2 separate regions of the Homo sapiens genome follow, and region 1 is linked to region 2. Evidence: chromatin loops called from intact Hi-C (ENCODE). Cell type or tissue: CD14-positive monocyte. All regions are shown on one strand. Each heading gives the region's core, and the rest is flanking DNA. Links, peaks and the distances in the headings are about the cores only. Region 1 has its middle 140 kb from the start of TXNL1. Region 2 has its middle 69 kb from the start of TXNL1.

What was found. Peaks named below come from ENCODE experiments on the same cell type or tissue, not always from the same donor. Only the 100,000 strongest peaks of a DNase experiment are listed, where the experiment ranks them.
Region 1: a loop joins it to region 2, with 2.3 times the contacts of the local background. A loop is called at or near these places in 2 of 110 quality-filtered maps.

What each region holds. Positions count from the first base shown.
Region 1 is chr18:56,491,872-56,497,258 of GRCh38, forward strand. No RefSeq gene overlaps it. Among named protein-coding and RNA genes, the nearest start is that of TXNL1, 140 kb to the right of the region's middle. In CD14-positive monocyte, for the core only: no CTCF peak of the experiment used is centred there; no DNase peak of the experiment used is centred there.
Region 2 is chr18:56,566,642-56,572,028 of GRCh38, forward strand. No RefSeq gene overlaps it. Among named protein-coding and RNA genes, the nearest start is that of TXNL1, 69 kb to the right of the region's middle. In CD14-positive monocyte, for the core only: no CTCF peak of the experiment used is centred there; DNase peaks (open chromatin) are centred at 2,580 and 2,970; H3K4me3 peaks cover 1,657 bases; H3K27ac peaks cover 3,341 bases.

The DNA of each region.
Region 1 (5,387 bases), core at 112-5,111, 75 kb before region 2:
GTTTCTCCCACCTTTGGTCTTCTTGGTTCCTCTTAGCGCCCTCCACTCCCTTACATGTATTTGGCTGCTACCAAGGTACTGTTCTTGGCGCTCCTGTCCTCTCTCACTGTGCTCCTCTGGTCATCTCTCCTTCTGATATTTACCCAAATGTACAGCTTCATCCTGAAGTACCTGGCCTAGAAGTCTAACAGATACGTGGAACACACCCTCCAATATTGTGCCTTGAAATGCAGTGAAAGAAAAAAGAGAGGCAGTGAGTAGTGTCCAACTTAAAATGGTCTTTTAAAGCAACCTACAGAGCAAATCTAATTTTCTGTGAAGTTGCTCTATCTTCAAATGTCATGAAGATCCAACAGAACTCCAAATACAGTCTTTGGGTAGTGGATTGGATTAGACATTGTGTATTTCTTCTATTTGTAAAATGAGCTCCATGCAACCCCAAAAGAGGAAGAGAGTCAGCAATAACCTATTGTGGCTGGATTGCATGGGCAAAAGAGCAAAGCCAAATATGGCAATCTCACCAATGTGCCCAGCCCTCAGATCTCTTATAGCCCAATACTTTGTGATATCTACTTTTTAAAACTGAGGCTATGCATGCATATTTACAGTAAAGTATATTGATCTAAAGAATACCAACTGATAAATTTTTGTGTATGAATACATCTGTGTGGCTACCACACAAATTAAGATACAGAATAATTTCAGCCCCCCAGGAAGTTCCCACATGCCCTTTCCCAGTCAATACTGCTCTCCTGTCTGCCAAGTAACCACTCTTGTGACTTTTATCATCACTGATTACTTTTGTCTACTCAAGATCACTTAAATTGAACCATACAGTATGCACTCATTTGTTTCTAGCTTTTTTCACTCAAAATAATATCAATTCATCTGTATTTTTGTGTGTGTCAGGAGTTTGTTCTTTTTACTGCTGTGTAGTATTTTGTTGTATGAATACCACAATTTATTCATCCATTCTCCTGTTGATGGACATCTGGATTGTTTCCAGTCATTTGTTATTGAGAGTAAAGCTACTAAGAACATTCTTATACATGTTATGTGTTGTTATGCATGCACTTGTTTCTCTGGTGTATATATCCAGGAGTGAAATTGCTGGGTCATAGGGTAGGCATATATTTGCCATTATCAGATATTGCCAAATGTAGTCCAAAGCAGCCATACTATTTTATATTCCCACCAGTAGTGTCTGAGAATTCCAGTCATTCCACACATCCATTATGGCCAAATCTTACTCCAACTAACTCCATTTACAGCAAAAGATTTTATGGCTTTTTTGTCCTATGAATTTCAGAATAAGTTTTTCTTTCAAATGTCATCTCTATTCTAAAAGGAGGACATTATTACACGAACATCTCATTTCATCCACCAAAGAGAAAGAAGTTATTTTTTTCCCACTGCTTCAATTCTACAAAGATCTCTTACTAACAGGCATGTACCCATAAAGAAAAATAAACAGAAATATAAATTGGTAAAGTAAAAACCTGACTTACAAAACTCCTGGCTTAGGAAATTGTTTTAATTTGGTACACATCACTGAGACCATCCACTTACCTATCTTAGTTAAATAACGCCATTTGGCAAATAGCAATTGTCTCAGAAGATATCATCACTCATATAAGAGCAGACATCTAGCCAATGTGCCAGAGGAAGGACTAGCAAGTCTGGTTCTCAAACTGCCCTGTAAGACACCCCCATGTGGATTTCGGCATAAGTGGGCTTTTCGTTGTCATTAGGAGTTTTCCTCCCCCTGGCTGTTCAGAAGTTTCGATGAAATTTTTGTGATGTTTCTAATGAAAGATGGTATTTGCTTACCCACCATTGAAGGTATTTCCTCGGCAGGAATGCTGTCGAACATGTTGCATTCACAACATGACACAAAGTATAAAAATCACAGAGAGACTAATTACTGGAAGAAAATTACACCAAAAGACCTATTTCCTCATGATAAAAATGACAGCCTGGTGCCCCGTTACCTGGCCTTTTCAGGCAACTAGCCTGTGCAACATGGTTCTAGTGCTTTGCATTACAAACCATGGTAGAGGAAGGAAGCACTTCGGTCCTGTAAGCAGCTCAGTGAGAAATCAAGGTGAGCTGTCAGTTAAGTGAGGTATAATTATAAGTCTCATTTCCAGTATTTATGAATGTGACAGACAGTAACCGGGGCTTACAGGCGGCTATACATGGGACCATTGAGTAAGTCCTTCTCTCTTTATACCAACATCTGAATTATCTTGAAGCTTTGACATTTAGGGCCGACAGCCCAGGCCTGGCCCAGCCAAAACTGTGAAGTGAGGCCCACCCCTCTTTGCTCACTGTGCTTTGTCTGTTCTCATCACCCACCTCATACTAAAATGGTCTGTTCCTACCCCCATCAAAAACCTGTTTAAAGAGATAGAAAGTAGTCTTTTTCCTCCTTAAGATCCTAAATCACTTCAAATCATTTCTCTTCCAATCAAAGGTCACATGTTGTATTATTCCATTTATATGAAATGTCCAGAATAGGAAAATGAACAGAGGCAGAAAGTAGATTAGTGTTTGCCTGGCACGGGGAGGGTCGAAGGGAAAAAGGGTGACTGCTAATGGGAATGAGGTTTCTCTTTAGCTGGTGAAAGTATTCTAAAAAATATTGTGGTAATGGTCACACACATCTGCAAATATACCAAAAACTACTGGATTGTACATTTAAAGTGGGTAAATTGCATGGCATATGAAGTAAATATCAATAATGCTGATTTAAAAAAAAAAAAAACACTTAAAAAAATCTGTGGGTTTTTTTCCCAATGCAGAAAATTGCAAGCATCCAAGAATAGGTAAGAAATTTGGGAAGTAGAGAGTGAGCAGGGAAGAACAGAAACCCTTCCTGTTCCCCTGAAATCACCCCATAGGTCAATACTGCTAATTATGTTAGAAGAGGGGAATCCTGCTTGATATTAATCAATGCCGTTCATACTTTTTAAAGCCATGACTGTTTTGATCAATATAAATGTCTTATGACTTCTTCTGAGAAATTTGAAAGTCCAAAATAAGTTAAATGTTATGATTACAGGTGAGTCAAAGAAATTATAGCACAGTCTCTCAGAGACAATGCTGTACTCTCTTCACTCATTCAGAATCATGAGACAGATTAAGCACTGAATTACGTTCCTAAAACATGTAACTTTCTCTTTATATCATATTATGTCAGAGCTGGAAGACACTGTAGGATGCTCCCTTTATCTTTAAAGATACTAATCTGCCAGACGTGCATATGAACTTAGGGTTCAGACTAAACAAGAGGAGGAAAGGGGCCTTGAATATGGTTGGGAAGGGCCAGAGGGAAGAATGGATACTGGCAGTTGTCAAAGGGAAAGAATAGAAACTACTGGGGATTACTTGCTGGTAGAAGAGCAAATTTGAAAAGAAAGGGGTCTGTAAGTAGAGGCAGAGATTCAAGCTCGGATACGACCATTCCCTCCGATATTATTCATTGAGAATATATCACTCAAGCACACCCTACCCTTCTGGGAGGACATGGAATTTTACATTGTCTGTAATTGATGGTATTACAAAATTGTTATTTTTATAGGTATGATAATTCCAGTGTAGTTATGCTTTTTAAAAGAGCCTTACCTTTTAGAAATGCATACAAAAATATTTATAAATGAGAATACTAAATATATGGGATTTGTTCAAATAAATCCAAATAACTTCCCCTATAAGAAGCAGGAGGGTATATAGGTTAAAGAAGATTGGGCATGAGCTAATAATTGTGGATTCTGGGTGGTGGGTACAGGGAATCCATTATATCATTCTGTATACTTAGATATATGTTTGAAATTGTCATAATAAAAGAAGTTCTCAACCACATGGAGTATCTGAGACAGGATTTCTTCTCCTGCCTTAGAAAACCAAAAAAAAATAAATATATGAAACAATTCTTTTCAGACATTGAGTAACAAGCAGTGTATGGAGAAAAATGAAGTGAGCCCTACAATTGCCCCAGCTCATTGCCGGGAGACAGTGTCCATGTGGTAGTACAGAAAGGAGGAACCCAAATGAAGCTCAGCATTCTCACTACAAGGTGGAGACAAAGATTGGAGCTGAGGGAGGCCAAGGTCTGTAGAATGTACAGGATAGAGTACTGCAGAAGAGAGAGCCACACAGAGAGCGACAGCATGCTCCAGAAATCTGAAAAGCTGTCCCTTGGCTGCGCATGCGTGAGGGGAAACTATAGAAGGTCAGTGAAAGAAACACTGGAAAGCAGTAGGTTGAAGAACTCCTGAAGCTCACATGGGGCTTGGTATTATTTGTGCTTCCAGCAACCAGACTGTGGAATACACAGAACATAAGGTAGAGTGTTCAGAAAGATTTTGCCTTAGTAAGGAAGCTAAATTGATCCTAAACTAAAGGCAGATTCAAATCTAACCAGTCCTTGAAAGGATCAGATGGATTTTAAGTATTCCCTTTAGGACTAGTGTTCCATTATTGGAATGCTAAGCATGTGGGAATTATTTACATTCTACTGCTCAAGGTCATCACCAAGGTTTGATTGTAAAAATTCAAAAAATTGCAATCTCAGGCATAAATGGGTTAACTAGGTGCCACAATAAATCCAACACGTTTTTTAAAAATACAACAAAACCCAGGATCCAGCAAAGTAAAACTCACAATGTCCATCACCTAATCAAAAATTACCAGAGATGCAAGGAAGCAGGAAAATATGACCATATCCAGGAGAAAAGTCAGTCGCTAGTAACAGAGCAAGAAATGACAGAGATGATGTAATCAAGGGACAAACATGTTAAAATAGGTATTGTAAGTATGCTCCAAATGTTTAGGAAGGTAGAAGAAAATATGAATAGAATGAGGAGAGAAATAGAAGGTGTAAAAAGAATCAAAGGAACTTCTTGAGATGAAAGCTAAGTATCTGAAAATTTTAAATAATACACTAGATTGGAAAATTACTGAAGAAATTATCAGTAAACTGGAGATATAACAAGAGAAACTATCCAAAATGAAGCACAGAGGGGGAAAAAAGACTGAAAAAAACTGAACAGCGTATCATTGACCTGTGGGAAAATTTCAAACGGTCCAACGGAGTTCCAGAAAAAAAGAGGGTGAAAGATAAAAAATATTTAAAGAAATAATGGCACAAATTTTTCCAAATTTGATATAAACAATAAACTCACAAATCCAAGAAGCTCAACAAACCCCAAGGAGAGTGAACATGAAGAAAACCACACCAAAATCTCACCAAAATAAATTGCAGAAATCCAGGGGTAAAAAGAAAATCTTAAAAGAAGCCAAATTAAAAAGACACATTACATACACAGGAATAAAAATAAGAATTACAGCAGATTCCCGCCAAAATCCATGCCAGCCAGAAGGCA
Region 2 (5,387 bases), core at 139-5,138:
AAAAAACGGCCTTTAAAGAACCCCTAGTAAATTATTTCTGGGCAACAAAATTCCCTTTTAGATGTGTCCCACTCAATTTCCCAAATTAGCTTCTTTTCTTCCTTAACATTTTGGGGATACACTGACTAATCTACACTTTCTCAACTCTAAGCAGACTCCTCCTTGATTAATATGTTGGATCCTTCAATATTTTTTCTATTTGCCCAGAAGTTTTTAGCCTCCTGACATTCGTCTGCAAATTGGCTCCAACGACAAGACATAAAGCTGGCTCTAAGGAAAACTGTAACCCAAAGGAACTTTTTCCTCTGTACCTTGCTTCCTCCTGGTGGCACCATTTTCCACCAAAAGCTGGAGAGAATCCTCCCAAGAAAATCAGCATTTTAGGTCAGTTTTTCTAGTAAAGCCAGCAAAATACAAAACTGTTCATATTAAGATATAAATAGCTGATGCCAGCTTAAAGTGCTCCTAGGCATTTGCATATTGCAAGACCCAAAGCTTGAAACTGTGGAGAAGCTCTGGTGTGTAACAGGTGGAGGGAGACCTCGTACTCCCTGAAATCATCCCATATGCCAGGGGCTCCTAAACTTTAGAGTGTATTAGCATCACCTGGAGGGCTCCTTAAAGCACAGATTGCTGGTCCCACCCTTAGAGTTTCTGATTCAATAGGTGTGGGATGAGGCCCAAGAATTTGCATATTTAACCAACTCCCAAGTGATGCCACTGATTGGTGGGTCACGCTTTGAGCAGTGCTGATTTCAATACTGCATGTTCCATGGACACAGGAAGACAGTCCCAGCAAGAACTGTTCACAATGCCCAGAATCAAATAAAGCCATAGCCCCAACCTGGGGGCAGGGCATGGCATGGGGGATGACCTAAGAGAACCTGAGTGGGTAGAATGGAGATTTTGGCTAAGTGGCCTTGCTTTGCAATTCTTTCTGACCCAGGCCAACCAGGAAAAGAGACCCTTGAGCTTGGGGCACTTTATCAAGGACACCTTTTCAGAGTGTTTAGATTTGAGGATGGCTAACCAGCACTCTAATTGACCTCAGCTGTCACATTGGTACACAAAGATGTTGCTCAGTACCCAGGGACCCACCATCGGGGGTTTATAGATCAATATCCACACCTTGAACTGCACTTGAAAGTAAATTAAAACCCACACAAACTGCACCGTGAACAAGCCAAGGTGTGAGCAATGATTTGCAAAAACTCTTCAATTAGAGTTAATCGGAAATGTCTCTTGCTTTTTTTCTTCCATTCCACCTAGAATGCTAGTGATTTTATTTTTCTTTCAGACATCGCAGATGTTGTTTGGGGGAATCGTACAACACTATCTAAAAACCTGAACTTTGGAGAGTGTATACAAATTGGAACCTATTATCAAATAGAAAATATGTAAGTCAATTTATGTACCCACAAAACCTAAGGAAAACAGTCACTAAAATCCAACTTGTCTTCAACATGGATGTTAGTGATGTCACTCAGCATCCATATTATAAGGGGGTGTGAGAGAGAGAAATTGAGAGGCGATATACAAACTGCCTCCTTACTTCTCCACCTATAAAAAAAATAAAGAATAGGCCGGGCACGGTGGCTCACACCTGTAATCCCAGCACTTTGGAAGGCCAACGCAGGTGGATTACAAGGTCAGGAGTTCAAGATCAGCCTGGCCAAGATGGTGAAACCCCGTCTCTACTAAAAATACAAAAAAAAATTAGCCGGGCATGGTGGTGGATGCCTGTAATCCCAGCTACTCAGGAGGCTGAGGCAGAGAATTGCTTAAACCTGGGAGGCGGAGGATGCAGTGAGCCGAGATCGCGCCACTGCACTCCAGTTTGGGTGACAGAGCGAAACTCCATCTCAAACAAACAAACAAACAAACAATCTATATATATATACAAACAAACAAACTACATATATATATATATATATATATATATATATGGTTTCAATTTCATACAGTGAAAAAATTTAAAAATGTGAGGGGGTTGCCGGGGGGGCGGGGACAGAGAGCATCAGGATAAATAGCTAATGCATGCTGAACTTAATACCTAGGGGTTGGGTTGATGGGTGCAGCAAACCACCATGGCACACGTTTACCTATGTAACAAACCTGCACATTCTGCACATGTATCTCGGAACTTAAAATACGATGAAATTTTTTTTTAATGTGAGACATACTTTCAATGTCTCAAGTATGTCTTTTGGTATAAAATACATCTAAATTAATTTTTTGTCTCCATGGAATTGGAGGGCACACCACATAGGTTTTTCAGACTTGGAAAAGCATAGCTTCTCTCTGCTACTCTCTCTTCAGCAGAAAACTTCCTAAGGAACTTTTGAAAGTCGAACTTGGCTATAACTTCTACTTAAACACACATGTAGACTTTTGAATGAACATAAACATCTTTTCTACATTTTGTTTTCTTCTTTTACTCTAGTGATTTCCACTGTGGTTTCAGGCTGCTCAATGCCAAGCTGTGGGCAATCATTTGCTAAATCAGTTAAAAGGCCTTCAAGTTAAGCAGTAATTTGGACTACAATAGTCTGTGGTGGTTTCCCAATACAATCTTGGAGACGGAAAGACAACACGTCACTTCTCTAAAAGTTGCTTCTGTTTTCAGAGCTCAAGTGCATTTTAGGTGCCTGGAACCATGACTATCCCAGAACTATAAAATTTGGCGGAAAATTAGATCAATTCACTTTTTATATATTGTTCATATTTTGGAAAATGAATAGCTTCCCTTTTCTAAGCTGGAAAGTGTGCAGAAATGATACATTAAAGTGTTTGGGGTTAAGAATCTTACATTTCTTGAGTCTATTTAGATGCAAAAATAAGAGTCAAAATCTCCACCACCAACTCATTCTTGTAAAAATCCTTAAATGGAAACTTCTCTTCCTCACCAACTTCCCTAATCTAATGTTCATTTTTTTTTCAGAGAGGTGGGAGACAGGAAGTTGAGAAAGCTTAAAATTCTAGTCTCCCAGAAATGGTCACGCAGTAGTTTAACAGCATTCAGGAAACTGAACCCATTTAGCCAAACAATTCAGTGAGGATCCACTGAATGCCCAAAACCATGGTAGGTACTCTGAGAAATTAAAAGCTGTTTAAAGAGACAAGATTAGCACAAATGTAGAAATGGGAGAATGATGGTTGATGGTATTTGATCATGTACTACATTGTGAGATGTTATTATAAGGAAGAAAATTTGAGTTTTTTTTTTTTTTAAAGAAACAAGATCTCACTCTGTCATCTGGGCTCGAGTACAGTGGTATAATCATAGCTCACTGTAGTCTTGGACTCCTGGGCTCAAGCAATCTTCCCATCCCAGCCTCCTAAGTAGCTGGGACTACAGGGACATACTAATTTTTAAATTTTCCTGTAGAGACAGTGTCTCGCTATTTTGCCCAGGCTGGTCTGCAACTCCCAGCCTCAAGTAATCCTCCTGCCTCAGCCTCCCAAAGTGTTAGGATTACAGGCATGAGCCACCACGCCCAGCCCTGAGAATTTTTGTTCCTATAAAAATTCCAGACTTTGTATCTAGAATCCTACCACAGAATTCTCTCTTACTTGGCTGAGAATGAATGGAAAGCAGGGTCGGCGGGGGAAAAGGAATAGGTTTGATGTCCCAGGCACTATATATAGGTACTTGAACTTAATCCCTTAACTTCTCTAAGCCTTGGTATTTTGCCCCATGAAATAGAGATCAGAATACCTACCTCAGAGTGTAGTGAGGATTAAACAACCCAGCTAAAACCCATAGTATGGAGCTCACAGTTGAAAGTAAAATAGGGCTGGGTGCCATGGCTCACGCCTGTAATCTCAGCATTTTGGGAGTCTGAGGCAGGCAGATCACTTGAAGTCATGAGTTCAAGACCAGCCTGGCCAATATGGTGAAACCCCAACTGTACTAAAAATACAAAGATTAGCCAGGCAGAGTGACACATGCCTGCAATCCCAGCACTTGGGAGGCTGAAGCACAAGAATTGCTTGAACCCAGGAAGCAGAGGTTGCAGTGAACCAAGATTGTGCCACTGCACTCTAGCCTGGGCAACAAGCGAGACTCTGTCTCAAAAAAAAAAAAAAGTAAGTAAAATAGACAGTAGTTGTTATTATTATGACATGATCTGATCCTTCTCATCACTTGGCCTAATGTGTTTGGAGCAAAGAATATTTCACCTCTCCAGCCAGTGCTATGGGTCTCCAGTGTGGGTCCAAAGACCCAAACTTTCAACATCCTCTTCTTAATTATTTCTGTTTGGGGTTTGACATACTGATCATTCTGTTCTATTCCTTCTCTCCTTTCTGTATTTCCCCCTCAGTACTAGATTTAGAACCTCTCTTCAGTCTTTCTATTTTGAACACATTTAATTTTTGAAAGAAGAACTTCTTACATTTGAATAGGCTAACTTTTCAAGACGCTTGTATGCCCCTTTTCATTTGGCTCTTATAAAGCCTTGTGACAGAAATAAGGTCAATATTTGTTTTCTCATCTGTAATGTAGGAACAAGGCACAGAGAGATTTCACAATTTGCCTAAGGTCACAACATGAGACTCTAGCAGAGCCAGGATGACAACCTGCTTTTTCCTCACCCACAGTTCTGCGTGATTTTCCTAAAATGTTGCACCTAGAATTTACTGCAGTATTTTGTTACTTTGCCCGGAAACCTTTAAGATCATAGCCTGATGCTGTATGGAGCATAGTGGGCATTCATACACTTGTTTCTCAATAAATATCTCCTGACTAGGTACCAAGCACTCTTTTAGGCACTAAACATAACCATAAACAAAAGAGACAATTTCTATCCTCATAAAATTTACGTTCTACTTGGGAAGAAAGACAATAATGTTTTGTTTATTTAGCAAAATATTTGGGTTCTTAGATATTGATAGGGAGAAAAATAAAGCAGAGAAAAAGGATAGAAAGTGAGGGAATTCAGCCGGGAGCAGTGGCTCACGCTTGTAATCCCAGCACTTAGGGAGGTCGAGGTGGGTGGCTCACTGAGGTCAGGAGTTTAAGACCAGCCTGGCAACATGGTGAAACCCCATCTCTACTAAAAATACAAAAAATTAGTGGAGCGTGGTGGTAGGCGCCTCTAGTCCCAACTACTCAGGAGGCTGAGGCAGGAGAATTGCTTCAACCTGGGAGGCGGAGGTTGCACTGAGCTGAGATGGCGCCACTGCACACTAGCCTGGGCTAGAAGAGTGAAACTCTGCCTCAAAAAAAAAAATAAAATAAAATAAAGTGGGGGAATTGGCCCTGGTGAGCTTGTGGTGGGGACTAGGGTGTTGCAATTGTAGATGAGATGGCCAGGAAGCTGGTGGTGAGAAGGTGACATTTGAGTAAAGAATGAGGGAGGTGAGTGAGCTGGGCTTTGAGTCCA